2 separate regions of the Homo sapiens genome follow, and region 1 is linked to region 2. A link is a contact called in ENCODE Hi-C data. All regions are on one chromosome and are shown on one strand. The core of a region is the stretch at or near the end of the contact, and the rest is flanking DNA. Distances in the headings are between cores, read along the strand shown. Region 1 overlaps CTTN (cortactin). Region 2 has its middle 100 kb from the start of FGF3.

The links. Hi-C counts contacts between places; a loop is a spot of excess contacts on that map. Pooled maps may share reads with other maps.
Region 1: a map of CD8-positive, alpha-beta T cell shows a loop between it and region 2 (7-fold over the local background). The contact joins two enhancer-like sites. A Hi-C loop is called at or near these places in 1 of 168 maps with a recorded cell type or tissue (CD8-positive, alpha-beta T cell), 1 of 37 single-sample maps with no recorded cell type and 6 of 50 pooled maps.

What each region holds. Positions count from the first base shown.
Region 1 is chr11:70,417,363-70,422,273 of GRCh38, forward strand. CTTN (cortactin) reads left to right here. Exons shown (of 18, transcript NM_005231.4): 9 at 2,384-2,494; 10 at 3,038-3,148; 11 at 4,108-4,218. Among named protein-coding and RNA genes, the nearest start is that of CTTN, 21 kb to the left of the region's middle. RefSeq lists an enhancer at 2,183-3,382. Within about 2 kb of position 3,545, at least 2 of the 41 ENCODE cell types and tissues checked have a DNase peak (open chromatin) inside an H3K27ac peak, as active enhancers do.
Region 2 is chr11:69,916,730-69,921,755 of GRCh38, forward strand. No RefSeq gene overlaps it. Among named protein-coding and RNA genes, the nearest start is that of FGF3, 100 kb to the left of the region's middle. Within about 2 kb of position 1,627, at least 11 of the 41 ENCODE cell types and tissues checked have a DNase peak (open chromatin) inside an H3K27ac peak, as active enhancers do.

The DNA.
Region 1 (4,911 bases), core at 2,295-4,794, 500 kb after region 2:
ATTTATTTATTTATTTTTGGTAGAGATGAGGTCTTGCCGTGTTGCCCGGACTGGTCTTGATCTCCGTGGTCTCAAGCAATCCTCCCCCACCTTGGTTTCCTTAAGTGCTGGGATTACAGGTGTGACCTGTAAATTTTTTTTTTTTTTCTTTTAGACGGAGTCTCGCTCCGTTGCCCAGGCTGGAGTGTAGTGGCGTGATCTCTGCTCACTGCAACCTCCACCTCCCTGGTTCAAGCAATTCTCGTGCTTCAGCCTCCCGGCTAGCCGGGATTACAAGCACACGCCACCACGCCCAGCTAATTTTTGTATTTTTAGTAGAGACGGAGTTCTGCCATGTTGCCCAGGCTGGTCTTGAATTCCTGACCTCAGGTGATCGCCCTGCCTTGGCCTCCCAAAGTGCTGGGATTACAGGTGTGAGCCACTGCGCCCAGCTGAAACTTGACTGCAGGGAACATTCTTGTACCTGTGTTTTGTTCACAAGTGATTATTCAAAAGAATCAACTCCTAGACATGGAATTGCTGGGTCGAAGGCTATTGAATGTAAAATTTCCATAGATACTGCCAAGTTGTCCTTGGAGGCTGTGCTGAGTTCTTCCTTCCCCACTGCATAGCCTGTACACCATCACTCAGAGCGTTTCCCAGGGCTGCAGAGGCTGTGGCCTGCCTGTTTCCCTGTGCCTCTTGTTTGGCCTGCACATTTAAATTTTTAAAAATATTTGCCAACATTTGAAAAGTGAGAGCTTGACTATTTAAAAACTCAAAAAAAAAAAAAATTACCCCAAAGCAAGAAACACCACTGGAAGATCCGACCATGCTGGCTTGGCATTTCCCTGAGGAAAGTGCCGGTGGCCTGGAGGGCAGCTTGGCTTGTAGTTTGTCGCGGCCTGGCCTGGCCTTGCCTTCCTGCCGGTCAGGCCTTGCCTGCCGCACAGAGCTGCTTGCCTCTGCTCTCTGCCTCTTTCCTGGGAACAGTCCATTCCTCCTCTTCCCGACACCACACAGTTGTGAGCAGCGCATGCTCCGCGAAGCTGCATGAGTGTGTGACTCCAGGGAGCCAGGGAGCACAGGCCGAGCACCTGGGCAGACGCAAGGCTCCTTGGATGCTTCAGGCCTTCTCTCCCAGGCCTTGATCCTCTGCCTTGTGCTGTTAGTGGGTCCATGAGAGAGTCATGTTTTGGTGTCACAGTGACATGCTAAATGGCTTCATTCTGAGTAGAACTGAAGTTTCTGGAGGATGCTGTGTGTGTCCTATTTCCTGGCATCCCCCTGCGTGCTTCAGTTTGTGAAGAGTGGCCTTTGAAAGCCTTGCCCTTCTGCTGCCTCCTGAGCTTAGAGCCTTATCATAAACTCTCATCTCCTGCTAGCTTCTGGATGCAATGGATGATGTTACAGGAATTCATCTGCTGTACTTTATTTCTTTTTTTTTTTTTTTTGAGACGGAGTCTCTCTCTCTCGCCAGGCTGGAGTGCAGTGGTGCGATCTCAGCTCAGTGCAACCTCCTCCTTCCGGGTTCAAACAATTCTCCTGCCTCAGTCTCCTGAGTAGCCGGGATTACAGGCATGCACCACCAAGCCCAGCTAATTTTTGTATTTTTAGTAGAGGCGGGGTTTCACCATGTTGCCCAGGATGGTCTTGATCTCTTGACCTCATGATCCGCCCACCTTGGCCTCCCAAAGTGCTGGGATTACAGGTGTGAGCCACTGTGTCCAGCCTCTGCTGTACTTTAAAAAAAAAAACTTTTTTTCTTAATTCTTTTTTTTTTTTTGAGATGGAGTTTCACTCTTGTTGCTCAGGCTGGAGTGCAGTGGCGCAATCTCGGCTCACTGCAACCTTCACCTCCTGGGTTCCAGTGATTCTTCTGCCTCAGCCTCCCGAGTAGCTGGGATTACAGGTGTGGGCCACCACGCCCAGCTAATTTTGTATTTTTAGTAGAGATGGGGTTTCATAATGTTGGTCAGGCTGGACTTAAACCCCTGACCTCAGGTGATCCACCCACCTCGACCTCCCAAAGTGCTGTGATTACAGGCGTGAGCCCCCTCCCCCAGCCTGTTTTTTGAATTTTTAAAATATTAGCTAATGATTTAACTTAGAGATGGGGTCTTGCTATGTTGCTCAGGCTGGACTCCGCCTCCTGGGCTCAAGTGATCCTCCCTTCTCAGCCTCCTGAGTAGCTGGGCTGCAGGCACACACCCCCACCTCTGGTTACCACTGTTTGTGTTTCTGTTATTACACATAAATAGCACCTTTAAATACTGTCTGTATTATTCAGTGGTCCTACAGTGGACCTGAAAGATTTTTGTTTTTTTAATCAAAGGATAAAATACTTGCATGTTCACTGATTTCGTTGCTCCTTTTAAAGTAGTCCTTTTTTGTTTGTTTTTAGATTACTCCAAAGGTTTCGGCGGCAAATACGGTATCGACAAGGACAAAGTGGATAAGAGCGCCGTTGGCTTTGAGTATCAAGGCAAAACGGAGAAGCACGAGTCCCAGAAAGGTGTCTTCCGTTTTATCTTACCCTCCAGCCAGCAGCTAGTAATGTGACAGGTGGTAGCCACACCGGAAAAGGAAAAACAAAGCGTTATTGATAGCCCTTAACGTAGATGTCTCTTTTTCATGAAATGCCCAACTTGAAAACGGCACATCCAGAAACACAGCTGCTAAATAGGAACTCGCAGCTTGAGTGTTATGGCGCTCCAGCCCCAGCGGCGTTGCTTATCGTGGTGGCCACACCCCGCACGTCTGTGTTGCCCGTGTGAGCCTGTGCTGTCTCATGGTGCGGGTGGAAGCCGCATGCGTGGGAGCTTCCATGGGGTCCTGTCTGGCTTAGTCACGATGCTGAGGTCATAGACTAGGTTATTTCCTGCCACTCTCCAAGGAGGGCCTCTTCATGGATGTTATCTAAAGTATTACCAAAGATCCGGAAGGGAAGAGTAGATTGAGTGAATCATATGCGTTTAACTGTATTGAAAACATACTTTCCACCTGTGACCTGCACTACCTGTTAATGATGGGTTCTGGCCTTTCATTGTGCATGTAGACTATGTGAAAGGGTTTGGAGGAAAATTTGGTGTGCAGACAGACAGACAAGACAAATGTGCCCTTGGCTGGGATCACCAGGAGAAATTGCAGCTGCATGAATCCCAAAAAGGTACATTCACTCTGCCTGTATGCGAGATGGTTTTAGAAGTTTGTTTTTGTTCCTTGCGGGGTCAGTTGGTATGTGTTGTGTCTGCGTGTGCCTGCTGCACATTGTTTTGTCTTCACTGTTTGAAGTTGTCCTGTGTGCCCCCCCAATCCCCCAGTTCCCTCCAGCTAGTGTAGTCACAAACCCTCCCTGCTGACACGGGGTGGTACCCCAGAGAGCTGGGTTTACCTGGAAGTGGGTTGCACGGGCCAAGCCTGCAGCAGGGGGCTGGGTTTACCCAGGAGTGGGGACATGGGTCAAGCCTGCAGCGGGGGGCTGGGTTTACCCGGGAGTGGGGGCATGTGTCAGGCCTGCAGCGGGGGGCTGGGTTTACCCGGGAGTGGGGACATGGGCCAAGCCTGCAGTGCTCCTCATCCAGGCTTCTTGTCTATAAAGTGGGCCACGGTTTTTGGCAGGAGATACTTACTTTTGAACCGAAAGTGTTTTCTTGTTGGAATGGGTGCCCCTTCCCTGGAAAAAGGAGCCTGAGGGGGCTGAAAGCCTCTCAGTGTGACCCAGCCCTGAGAGAAGCAGGAGCGGGGCTAATGGGGCTGCAGCGCCCTCCGAATCTGCAGGGTCTCTCCTCCCGTGTACACAGATACGCACACTCGTCTGCAGTGTGCGTAGGACGCTAAGAATGAACTGCACAGCCGGGAGTGCCTTTACTGAATTATTTGAAGTACAGTTCTTAGGCTGTTCCAGATCTTCGCTGAATGTTCAGATTTTAAGTTCATTCTTTAACGTTGACCTCTGGAGCCACCTTCTGGCGCTGAGCCTGGGAGTAGGATCTCAAAGGCCCTAAGCTCAGGAGAGCCCTTGCTTTCTGGAAACTGTGTTTGATTTTTGCGCATGCTCATGCAATTCTAACCCAACTGTGTTTCCTCTTTTGGTTGTTTTCCCCACCGTTGCTTGTGGATTTTCAGATTATAAGACTGGTTTTGGAGGCAAATTCGGTGTTCAGTCGGAGAGGCAGGACTCCGCTGCTGTGGGGTTTGATTACAAGGAGAAGCTGGCCAAGCACGAGTCCCAGCAAGGCACAGTTGCCACCAGCCTCCTACCCTCCCCCCGACCCTCCTGTGCGGCCACTTCTAGCACAGACTTCAGGGCTCACCGTCAGCACCTGCAACACAGTCCTCCTGTGTCACCACTTGTCAGCTGTCAGGCTGTTCGGCACTTTAAACCCATTTCTAGTAGAGCGACACTGATTTTGAGTGGTTCACTTTCTTCCCTGTGAACTTGTGATCTGTGTATGGCAGGATGCGCCAGTTAGTGTGTGGGTGCCATCTTTCTAACCCGGTGACCCATCCAGTCTCTGGACTGGGGCATCTCCGGTCTCCAGCAGCATTCTGCCCGAGGCTGTTCTGCTGTTATTGGTGACTGCCGTGAGCCACTGAGTCAGGCCTTCCAGATGAGGAGAGAGGTGTTGGTTCAACCAAACCACTGGCCATTTGACCAGGGGCTTCGTAGCAGCAAGGGCCAGGAGACAGGCGTGTTCTGTGTGGTTTCTGTGTTTCATTTGTGGTGGTGTTTTTGGCCGGGGTTGGGAGGTTTTTTGTTTGTTCTGTTTGATGACACCATATGTGTGTAACATCTCCACACAGAGCCACACAGTATGTACGTGAAGCCAGCTCTGCATCCTTCCTTAGAGCAGTTATGTTGTTACCTTCAAAATTTGGACTTGGTTATTAGAACCTGAACACATAATTGGAAAAACAGTAATTCCCTAA
Region 2 (5,026 bases), core at 377-2,876:
GCTGCTCAGGAGGCTGAGGCAGGAGAATCACTTGAACCTGGTAGGCAGAGATTGCAGTGAGCTGAGATTACACCACAGCACCCCAGCCCTGGTGACAGAGCAAGACTCTGTCTCAAAAAAAGAAAAAGAAAAAAAAGAAGAAAAAAGGAATGCCACTAGTCTAGAATCAAGGTGTCTGCAGGGCTACATTTCTCCTGGAGAGTCTAGGAGAACCCAAGCCTTGTCTTTTCCAGCTTCCAGAGGCAGCTTGTGCTCCTTGGCTTGTGGCCCCTTCCTCCATCTTCAAAGTCAGCAGCACTGCCCCTCCTGGGAAGATTTTCCTCTCTCTCCCTCTCCCTCTCTCCCTCTCTTCTATCTCTCCCTCTCTCCCCTCCCTCTCTCTCTCTCTCTCCTTCTCTCCTCTCCCTCTCTCTCCTGAGCCATGCCCTGGCCCTGCCCTGCTCCGCCCTGCCTCTCTCCCTCTCTCTTCACTCTCTCCCTCTCTCTTTTTCTCTCTCCCTCTCTTCTCTCTCTCTCCTCTCCCTCTCTCCTCTCTCTCTCCTCTCCCTCTCTCCCTCCCTCTCCTCTTTCTCCTCTCCCTCTCTCTCTCCCTCTCTTCTCTCTCTCTCCCTCTCCCCTCCCTCTCTCTCTCTCCCTCTCTTCTCTTCTCCCCCGCTTCTCTCTCTCTCCCCCTCTCCCCTCCTCTCTTTCTCTCTCTTCTCTTCTCTCTCCCACTCTCTTCTCCCTCCTCTCTCTCCCTTTCTCCTCTCTATTTCTCTCTCTCTCCCTCTCTCCTCTCCCTCTCTCTCCCTCTCTCCTCTCTCTCTCTCTCCCTCTCTCCTCTCTCTCTCCCTCTCTGGCCCCCTCCCCTTCTCTCTTCTCTTCTCTCTCCCTCTCTCCTCTCTCTCTCCGTTTCCCTCTCTCTCTCCCCCGTCTCTCCCTCTCTTCTCTCTCTCCCTCTCTCCTCTCCCTCTCTCCTCTCACTCTCTCCCTCTCTCTCCTCTCTTCTCTCTCTCCCTCTCTCTCTTCTCTGCCTCTCTTCTCTATCTCCCTCTCTCTGTTTTCTCTTTCTCCCTCTCTCCTCTTTCTCTCTCTCCCTCTCTCTCTCTCCCTCTCTCCTCTCTCTCTCCCTCTCTCCTCTCTCTCTCCCTCTCTCTCTTCCCCCTCTCTTCTCTCTCTCCCTCTCTCCTCTATCCCTCTCTCTCCCTCTCTCCTCTATCCCTCTCTCTCCCTCTCTCCTCTATCCCTCTCTCTCCCTCTCTCCCCCTTCTCTTCTCTCTCTCTCCCTCTCTCCTCTATTCCTCTCTTTCTCCCCCCCCCCCCCGCTTCTTCTTGTCACATCTTTTCTGTGACTCCCTCCTGCCTCCCTCTTACAGGAAGCTGGAGGTTACCCACGACCGTCTGGGATCATCTCCACCTCAGAATCCTTGCTCCGTGACATCGGTAGAATGTCTTTGGCCACGGAAGGGAACATGTTCATAGGTCCTGGGCACTAAGATGTGGGGGATTCCATTACTGGTGGGGGGTTCCATTATTTGGTTGACCACCGACCTGGTACACAGTGGGTGCCCCTGGGATTTGTTGTAGCAGGGAGCACTGGCTGCAGCAGGAGCCTGACCCTCGCGGGAGCGTCTAGCCAGCCTTGGTGCCAGGTAGGCCGTGGCATTTAGCTCTCCGGCCCAGAGCCTCAGCAAGGCCACGGCGCTCGGCCAGAGGAACACAGCCACCCAGCGGAGAGCCAAGACTCAGCCCAGACGTCCCAGACGCCAGGCCCTTTCCTGGGTGCCCTCAGCACGCCCCACCCCCACCCCGTGAGGACGTCTGCCCGGGCTCCGGATGCCCCAGGGCCTTGGACCACCAGGGACTGTGCCTTAGGGGCAGGGTGACCCTGCGGTGCTGGGCGTTTGACACGGCCTTTCCCCCTGGAAGCCTCTGTCGCCCTCGATACAATGTGAAGAGTTGGGCTGTAGGGTCAGGCGGAGAGATTGGGGTTCACATCTGGATTCTGGCATCCACGGGCAGAGCGACCAGGACCAGTCTGAGAAACGGGGTCCTCACTCTAAACGTCCGGACGGCCCCTGCCTTAGAGGGAGTGGGGGATGAAATGTAGCAATGTCCCCTGCACATGGAGAAGCCTCCTCAGGCGAGGCCGGGGGATCAGGCAGCTCGCGCCCGGAAGGCTTCGCATATAATGCACCGTCTATTTCAGCTCGCCGGGGTCTTGCTGCAAAGTTGCGCAACAGAAAATGTGAGAGACGCGGCAGTCACTCCACTAAGCGGGACAGGGCCAGGCCCGCCGCCAGGGGGCAGCATCGCCTCTCCCGGCCGAGCCTTCCTGGGAGTCCCGCGGGGGCTGCTCCCCAAAGGACAGAGCTCCGGGTTCATGGGGAACGGGGTGCCGAGAAAGCCTGCCTGGCCCTCCCAGGCCCCACTTCCTTGTTCTTACAAACCTAAGGAAGAGTGGGCTCCTGGGATTAACTCGGCGTCACGAAACCCTGGCCCTGAGGGACGGACCTCTCAGCCTGGGTCAGGCCAAGGACATCTGAGTGGCCCCACCGCGAACTCCTGTGAGCCCCTGGAGCGAGCAGTGGCCTCGAGTCTGTGCCCACCTCCTTTCACGCCCCTCTTCCCTGGCTGGCCATCTTGGCATCCCTCCTCCCCTGCCACTCTATCTTGGCCTCCTGGGCCGGCTCCCACCCCCCGGTTCCCATGCTTCCTCCCCGCAGAGAGGGACCCAGAGGTGCCACCACCTTGGGGTGACCAAGTCCCAGTGCTATGTTCGGCCCCAGGGCTCCTTCACTTCACTCACAGGCGCCTTTCCCTGCAGCTCACACAGGCACAAAGTAACACACGTGCCCGCACACTCGTGTATACACGCACACAGGCACACACTACTGCTCACATGCACATAAGTGCAATGTGTCCTCACATGAACATGAGTGCAATGGGAACACTCTTACACACCAGTTCACAGACACCCACATGCACACACTCCACCACACATGCATACACACAGACAGGTACACACTCCTCCAGGGCTCTTGGGAATAGTCCTCTGTTTTGTCACCAAGCTCCCAGGAAAGCTGCCCCTCCCTGCTGGCTCCAGGGCCTGTCACCAGCCATCCAGCTCTTGCCTGGAGTGAGTCCTCCCTCCTCAGGGTGAGTCCTTCCTCCTTGGGGTGAGTTCCCCTCCTGGGGTGAGTCCTCCTTCCTGAGGTAAGTCCTCCCTTCTCAGGGTGAGTCCTCTCTCCTCAGGGTGAGTTTCCCTCCTGGGGTTAGTCCTCCTGCCTCTGAGTGAGTTCCCCCTCCTCAGGGTGAGTCCTCCTCAGGGTGAGTTCCCCCTCCTTGGGTGAATGCTCCCTTCTCACGGTGAGTTCCCCTCCTAGAGTGAGTCCTGCCTCCTCTGGGTGAGTCCCCCTCCTGGGATGCGTCCTCCCTCCTGAGGTAAGTCCATCCTTCTCAGGGTGAGTCCTCCTCAGGGTGAGTTCCCCCTCCTAGGGTGACCCCTCCTTCCTCAACCCGGAGTTCCCCTCCTGGGGTGAGTCCTCTCACCTCTGGGTGAGTTCCCCCTCCTCAGGGTGAGTTCCCCTCCTGAGGTGAGTCCTCCCTTCTCTGGGTGAGTTCCCCTCCTGAGGTGAGTCCTGCCTCCTCAGGGTGAGTTCCCCTCCTGGGTGAGTGCCCCCCCCTCTAGATGAGTTCCCCCTCCTCTGGGTGAGTCCCCCTCCTTAGGGTGAGTTCCCCTCCTGAGGTGAGTTTCCCTCCTGGGGTAAGCCCTCCCGCTTCTGGGTGAGTCCTCCCTTTTCAGGCTGAGTCCTCCCTCCTGGGGTGAGTCCTCCCTCAGGTCCACCTCCTCTCCCCAGCCGGCTTCCATGGGGCTTCTTCAGTGGTTCCAGCTGGCGTGTGCCAGTCCCCCAGGAGGTCCAGGTCCTTTCTCGACATTTTCCTCAGCTGCTGGGGCTGCAGGGGATGCACCAGCTGCATGGACGGGGTGGCATTGCCTGATCCCACCTCCCACAAACGTCTGTGCACCTGCCCCTGCCCCAGTGCTGCAGCCTCAGTGTAGATGTGGCCACACAGGGCCTGCAACCACTGAGCTCCGAAGCCCCAACCTGCAGCCATGGGGCGGGGGGACATGAATTCGAAGCCCTGTGGCATCAATAGGGTAATGTGGCGGGTACCAGGTGGGGTCCTCCTGCTGCCCCAGGAGCGGGGCCCACCGCGGCCTGCAGCAGCCACAGGTGCAGGAGGGTGGGGGAGGCTGTCAGAGGCTATCAGTGCCCAAGCTGCCTTCTGCTTGGGGACAGCCCTCAGATGAGTCCCTGGGAGCCCGGTGCTCCTCAGCGAGGGCCTGGGCTGGGGTTTGGGGCTGCTCCCTGGCTCTGCCCATCAGCAGCATGACACAGGCAGGCCGGGCCACTCAGGGCTCCAGACTTCTCAAGGTGCAGTGTGGCAGGACAGCCTCCCTGAGGGTGTTCTGAGGACTCGGAGCTGCCTCTGAAGTTCCTACTCACTGTTCACTCCAATACATGAGGTTAGGGTCAGGTCGGGTAATCAGTGAGACACCAACCCCCTGCCACCCCTAGGAAGGTGGGGAGGGCCAAGTCCTGGCTGCTCATGGCATCCTGGCTTTTCAGGAGCCCTTCGGTCAAAAATAAAATGATCTGCTTGCCCTACAAGAAATAAAGCTGGGGTGACCCAGAGAGGCTGGGCTCAGCCTGGGAAAGGGGGTGTCCCAAGAGAAGGAGGAGGGTAAAGGGCTGTGGCCTCTCCGGAGGGGGCCACCGGGAGTCACCGAGAGGCAGCAGGACCAAGGGGGAGGCTCTGGGCATCCTGCCGAGAGCACCACAGGTTAAAAAACCCTACCCAAGGCCTTTGATCCCCTGCTGGGGAGAGATTGGATGTCCCTTGAACCCCAGGAGGAACCAGACCTCGGGCTGGATTTTATTCTGTGGAGACAAGTGAAGCTTCGTGACATCCACGGCGTGAGTCCTGGGGAGTGGAGCTGTCCAGCCTGTGGCTCTGGGCCTGCGTCACGCCACTTGTGGGT